Linked DNA regions of Homo sapiens: region 1 is linked to region 2. A link is an interaction called in ENCODE POLR2A ChIA-PET data of the cell type or tissue named here. Cell type or tissue: Caco-2. All regions are shown on one strand. Links, peaks and the distances in the headings refer to the core of each region. The heading gives the core; the rest is flanking DNA. Region 1 overlaps MYH11 (myosin heavy chain 11). Region 2 overlaps ABCC1 (ATP binding cassette subfamily C member 1 (ABCC1 blood group)).

Region 1 (2,910 bases), core at 293-2,792, 300 kb after region 2:
TTTAAAATGGGGATAGTGGGCTGGGTGTGGTAGTTTACTCCTGTAATCCCAGCACTTTGGGAGGCTGAGGTGGGAGGATTGCTTGAGTGCAGCAGTCTGAGGCCAACCTGGACAACACAGTGAGATCCTATCTCTACAAAAAAAAATTTAAAAATTAGCCAGATATGGTGGTGCATGCCTGTAGTCCTAGCTGCTTGGGAGGGTGAGGTCATGGGGAAAAGGGGATTGCTTGAGCCCAGGAGTTCAAGGTTACAGTGAGCTGTGATTGCACCACTGCACTCCAGCCCTCGCTGACAGAGCAAAACCTTGTCTCTAATAAATAAATAAGTTTTTTTAAATAGGGATAGCCATGATGGACTACGGTCATTGCAAAAGCCGAATGAAATTGATCTGTGAACATGTTTTACACGTTCTGTTGCTGTCAGGCCTGGGGTGGTTTCAGCTCAGCAGATGTTGGTTCCGCCTGACAACTTGACCTGTGGGGTTCTGAGTGTTCGCAAGAATCTCCCCGCCCCACCTCCCATCCTCTGTACCATCTGCCTCCTGCTTGCCCACAGCATGGGGTTAACGGCTGAAGTTGGGCAGCAAAGCCTGAACTGTGTTTTCCTGTTGGCAGGGCAAATTCATCCGCATCAACTTCGACGTCACGGGTTACATCGTGGGAGCCAACATTGAGACCTGTATCCTTTCCCTGAGCCTGGGCCAAATGGGTACCCCTGCCCCCTACCAATCTCCTGCCCAGAGGCTGGGAGAGTCCAAGAGCCACCTCTATCTTTCCAGCCTCTTAGGTTTCTTCCAGAACAAATCTCCCCTTAACAGCAGGCATTGTGGTGCAGTGGTTATACATGTGTGGACCGGACCCCTGGTTTGAACCCTAAACAAGCAGCCTAGGCTGCATGTGATGCTCAAATGATCTGTCCCTTAGCTGAGTGACCTTGGGCTGGTTACTCCACCTCTCTGTGCCTCATCAGCAAAATGGGGATGATAATGAATGGTACCTGCCTCATAGAAATGTGAGAATAGAGTGAATGAACTCATATAAAGCTCTAGGCACCATGCGAGGTGCAGAGTAAGGGCTGGCTACGTAGTGTCTATCGTATGATCTTCACTTCATCCTTATTCAGCCATTGTCCGAGGCCAAATTCTGGACCTGTCGTCCTCTTAGAGAGTTGGTCTGTGATCGGCTCCACTTCTTAGGTAGGAAATTGATGAAAACAGAGTTTACCCAGAAGAATGCTGGTATCGCAAGGAACAAGTAGAGCATCTCTTTCATGAACCTGAGCGGTGAAGTGGAGCCAAGTTAGAAATTTCTGGACGTGGGGGAACAACCAGGTCTAGAGTTCAGTGACTGATCAGCCTCAGGAGCTTTGCAGGCGGCCCTAGGGCTCAGGCTTCCTGTGGAACACGTGCTTGGCAATGTATAGGACCTGGGGGCCTGACTTAGCTTCTTTCTGCACCTGAGGTCCTCTAGCAGCACCTAGTGGTCCCATTTTTCCACGTTATGTGCCCTGGATAAGAGGGTGGGTTGTGGAGTAGCTTCCTCTCCACTGTACTTGTCTAAGCTGTGGGGATTTGGGAAAATCACTGAAGCTCTCTGGGCCTCAGTTTTGCCTCGGTAAAATGGGGGTGATTGCACCTAGTTTCTGGAGCTGGTGCAGGGGTTAAATGAAATAATATGCATAATAATATGCACAGCCCTTGGTACGGTACTGGGCCCAAAGTGAGCATCTCATAGGTGGTGGCTATTGCGTTAACTCAATGTTTTCTACGTTTCTACTTTAATCTGCCCAAACCAGCCAGGATTCCCATCCTGCAGCTAGGAGGGCTGTCAGGCTTCGGTCAAGTCCAGAGCCAGGGCCCTCTTGTCCTGCAGCCCTGCACACACCTCTCAGCAATTCATTTCCTGTGTTTAGAGCGAGCCCCAGGCATAGCCCCGTCCTTCTGGCCTCAGCCTTCCTTTTAGATCAGTGGTTCTCAAAGTATGTTTCCAAACCAGCAGCATCAGCATCACTTGGGAGCTCTTTAGAAACACACATCTCAGCCAGGCACGGTGGTTCACGCCTGTAATTCCAGCACTTTGGGAGGCCGAGGCGGGCAGACCACTTGAGGTCAGGAGTTCGAGACCACCTGGCCAATATGGTGAAACCCTGTCTCTACTAAAAATACAAAAATTATCCAGGCGTGGTGGCATGCACCTGTAGTCCCAGCTACTCAGGAGGCTGAGGCAGGAGAATTGCTTGGATCCGGGAGGCAGAGGTTGCAGTGAGCCAAGATCACACACTGCCCTCCAGCCTGGGTGACAGAGCGAGACTCTGGCTCAAACATACGTGCGTGTGTGTGTGTGTGTGTGTGTGTATGTGTGCGTGTGTATACCCATGTACACCATGAGAAAGTCTGAGAATCACTGCTTTCCAGATTGGACATGGGCTGTGGTAGCCCGGGCACTGCTAGCTGGCTTTAGGACTTGAAGAAGACAAGGTCTGCTGATCTAGCCCCATCATCCCGCACCATCATGCTTAGTGCTGTGGAAATCCACCCAGTACAGTAGCCCAGCCTCCCAGCTGCCCTCTCCCATCACCCCGGACCCTGTGATCTCCATGCCACCCTCACCTGCCCTCCCCTCTGCTCTCCCTCCTGCCACCCCGCATCGCGGAGAAGCTCTCCTGAAATTAATTAGTGTGGCGTGTTTACGGTCTCTCTCGCCTCCATCCCGTCAGACCCCACTCTTGGAACAGAGGGCATGGAAGACAGCTTTGCCACTTGTTAGCTGTATCATCTTGAGAAAGGACTTCTCTTCTCTGAGCCTCAGTTTCCCCTTATTGAAAACACCGATAATAGTTGCACTTATTTCCTAGCATACTTTGTGAGGCTTCAGTGAGACAATTTATATCAATCATTTCACACAGGAAT
Region 2 (2,910 bases), core at 215-2,714:
ATGCAAACCTCTCTCCACTGGGGTGGCCAGCATCAGACCGCTGGGCCCTCCTTGAGGTGCAAAGGGAGGTCGTTCACCCTTCTCCCCAGGTCCTCTGTCTTCCTCCCCCAGCCACACCACTCTACACACAGCACATCACAGCAGGTGGATCTTTCTAAAACATCCATCACGATAAACTCAAAAAAAGAGGATACGGAACAGGAAGTGTGGTACGAGGGCACAGGGAAGGGGAGAGTGTCGGAGACAAAGCCCACGTTAACTGGTTCCATGTTTCTGTCTTCTCCTGAGACAGGATCTGGCTTCTGCACCCAGGCTGGAGCGCAGTGGTGCGATCTCGGCCTACTGCAACCTCCATCTCCCAGGCGCAGGCGATTCTCCCACTTCAGCCTCCTGAGCAACTGGGACTACAGGATGTGCACCATCACACCCAGCTAATTTTTTTTTTGTATTTTTTGTAGAGGTGGGGTCTTGACATGTTGCTCAGCCTGGTCTCGAACTCTTGGCCTCAAGTGATCTGCTTGCCTCGGCCTTCCAAAGTGCCGGGATTACAGGCATGAGACACCATGCCCGGCCAGCTCCACACTTCTAAAGCTCCTAGCACCTCTGTCTTCTTTTACTCTTCTTCCTGTTATTTTCCTTTTACTTCATGTCTCTCACTTAAAACAAAAGCAGGCCAGTCGCAGGGGCTCATGCCTGTAATCCCAACACTTCGGGAGACCGAGGCGGGCAGATCACCTGATGTCAGGAGTTCGAGACCAGCCTGGCCAACGTGGTGAAACCCCATCTCTACTAAAAATACAAACATTAGCCAGGTGTGGTAGCGCATGCCTGTAGTCCCAGCTACTCGGGAGTCTGAGACATGAGAATCGCTTGAAACCAAGGCAGAGGTCGCAGAGAGCCAAGATCGTGCCATTGCACTCCAGCCTGGGCAACAGAGTGAAACTCTGTCTCAAAAAAAAAAAAAAAAAGAAAAAGAAAAAACAGAAAAGCAGCTCTCTGAATTATGAGCCACCTTAAGACCATCTGGAGATAATACAGGAGTATTTTTTGTTTAAGTTGTCAAATGAAGAAATAACTTCCTCCATGCATCAAAAAAACAAAAAACCTAGAGAGAGAGGAAGGTGCTGGTTAACCTAGATTAACTTTCTCCCTCAGCTCTTCTACGAGTGGACGTGGAATGAGGAAACTGGGAGTTGCTATTTAAGGAATTTAAGAAAAGCCACTGGAGACAGAGAGGTTGCAGAGAACGGTTAGCTTGGGAGCTGGGAGCAGCCAAGGGGGCCCCCACTGGCTAGAGCGTGCTAAACATTCCAGGAAGTCCAACCACCTAGGAGGCCACTATTAGGGCAGGAAGGAGGGGCTGGGGTGCGGGCGGCACCCAGGGGCCTAGGGGTTTCCTGATGCTTGCATTGAGCTGTGAACAACTTCAGTACCAAGAAACCACCCCCCACCCACCGCCGGCCACCTCAAATTTCAGCCTGTGGTTAGCAGAGAAATTTGACCCCAGAGTAGATGGAATCATTGCCTTATGATGTGAGGGGATGTGGGACACTGGGACAGCAGAAACCAGATGACCACAGCCCAGGAGTGTTGGGAGGAAGAGTCCAGCATCCACTTGGGCCACGGTTCTCAACTGGAGGTAACTGTGTCCCTCAAGGCACATCTGGCAATGTCTGGAGCCATTTTTGGTTGCCAAAATTGGGATGGATACTACTGTATCTAATGGGTAGAGTCCAGGGTTGCTGCTCAACATCCCACAGTGCACAGGACAGTCCCCAACCACAAAGAACAATGTGTCTCCAGATGTCAGTAGCGCCCAGGATAAAAAACCCCACACCAGGGGGCTGAGCTGAAGATGCTGAGACCATCTCGCTCAGACCAGAGAAGTGACAACTCCCAGGATCTGTTTATCATCTTCTATGCACCAGGTGCTGTGTCAAACGTGTCAAACGTTTTAGGTGCCACTAAAGATACCTGAGCGCCTGCGAGGTGCCAGACACAGCTCACGCGGTATAACCGACGTTTACACACATTCAATCTTCTGACATTGGACTCTGGAGCCAGACTGTATGGGTTTGAATCCTGGGGCTACCACTTCGTACCTGGGTAGCCACAGGCAAGTTAGTTAACTTCTCTGTGCCTTTGTTTGTTTGTTTTTTGAGACAGGGTCTCACTCTGACACCCAGGCTGGAGTACAGTGGCATGATCATAGCTCACTATAGCCTTGAACTCCCGGGCTCAGCCAATCCTCCTGCCTCAGCCTCTCAAGTAACTAGGACTACAGGTGCACCACCATGCCTGGTGAATTTAATTTTTGTAGAGACGAGGTCTCACTACATTACCCAAGGTGGTCTCAAACTCCTGGCCTCAAGCAATCCTCCAGCCTTGGCCTCCCAAAGTACTAGGATTATAGGTAGGAGCCACTGCACCCAGCCTGTGCCTCACTTTTTCATCTGTAAAATAAGGCTGACAATCATGCAATCAACTTCAGAGGGCTGTGATGGGGTGTCTATGAGGCAGTGCACACAGAGCACTTCTCACAATGCTTGGCACATAGTAGGTGCTCAGTAAATCTCAGTGAGGCAACACCCTATGGCCAGGAAGAGCATGGACTCTACCGATGGGCTGTGGGTGTGAATGCTGGTTCTTCTTTTGATCAGCTGTGCAATCTCAGGCAAGTTTCAGAGACCAGTTTCTTCATCTGGAAAATGGGGGTTTCCATCACCCTCCTCCAGGGGTACCATGGTGAGTAATGGACAAGTTGGGACATTGACATCCTTGGAATGGCATGTGCATGACAGAGGCTTTATAAGTGAACGTGTCACTGCACTTAGTGCCATTAATATTTATTATTATTATTTTTTTTTTTTTTTTTGAGATGAAGTCTCACTCTTTGCCCTGGCTGGAGTG

The links. Peaks named below come from ENCODE experiments on the same cell type or tissue, not always from the same donor. Only the 100,000 strongest peaks of a DNase experiment are listed, where the experiment ranks them.
Region 1: POLR2A ChIA-PET joins it to region 2 with 14 read pairs; 3 of 35 experiments call an interaction of 5 or more read pairs at or near these places.

The regions. Positions count from the first base shown.
Region 1 is chr16:15,776,550-15,779,459 of GRCh38, reverse strand. MYH11 (myosin heavy chain 11) reads left to right here. Exons shown (of 41, transcript NM_002474.3): 7 at 617-680. Among named protein-coding and RNA genes, the nearest start is that of MYH11, 79 kb to the left of the region's middle. In Caco-2, for the core only: a CTCF peak has its summit at 1,463 (motif pointing left); a DNase peak (open chromatin) is centred at 1,439.
Region 2 is chr16:16,073,006-16,075,915 of GRCh38, reverse strand. The region is part of intron 14 of ABCC1 (ATP binding cassette subfamily C member 1 (ABCC1 blood group)); the gene reads right to left. Among named protein-coding and RNA genes, the nearest start is that of ABCC1, 120 kb to the right of the region's middle. RefSeq lists enhancers at 1-454, 455-1,172. In Caco-2, for the core only: no CTCF peak of the experiment used is centred there; a DNase peak (open chromatin) is centred at 1,295.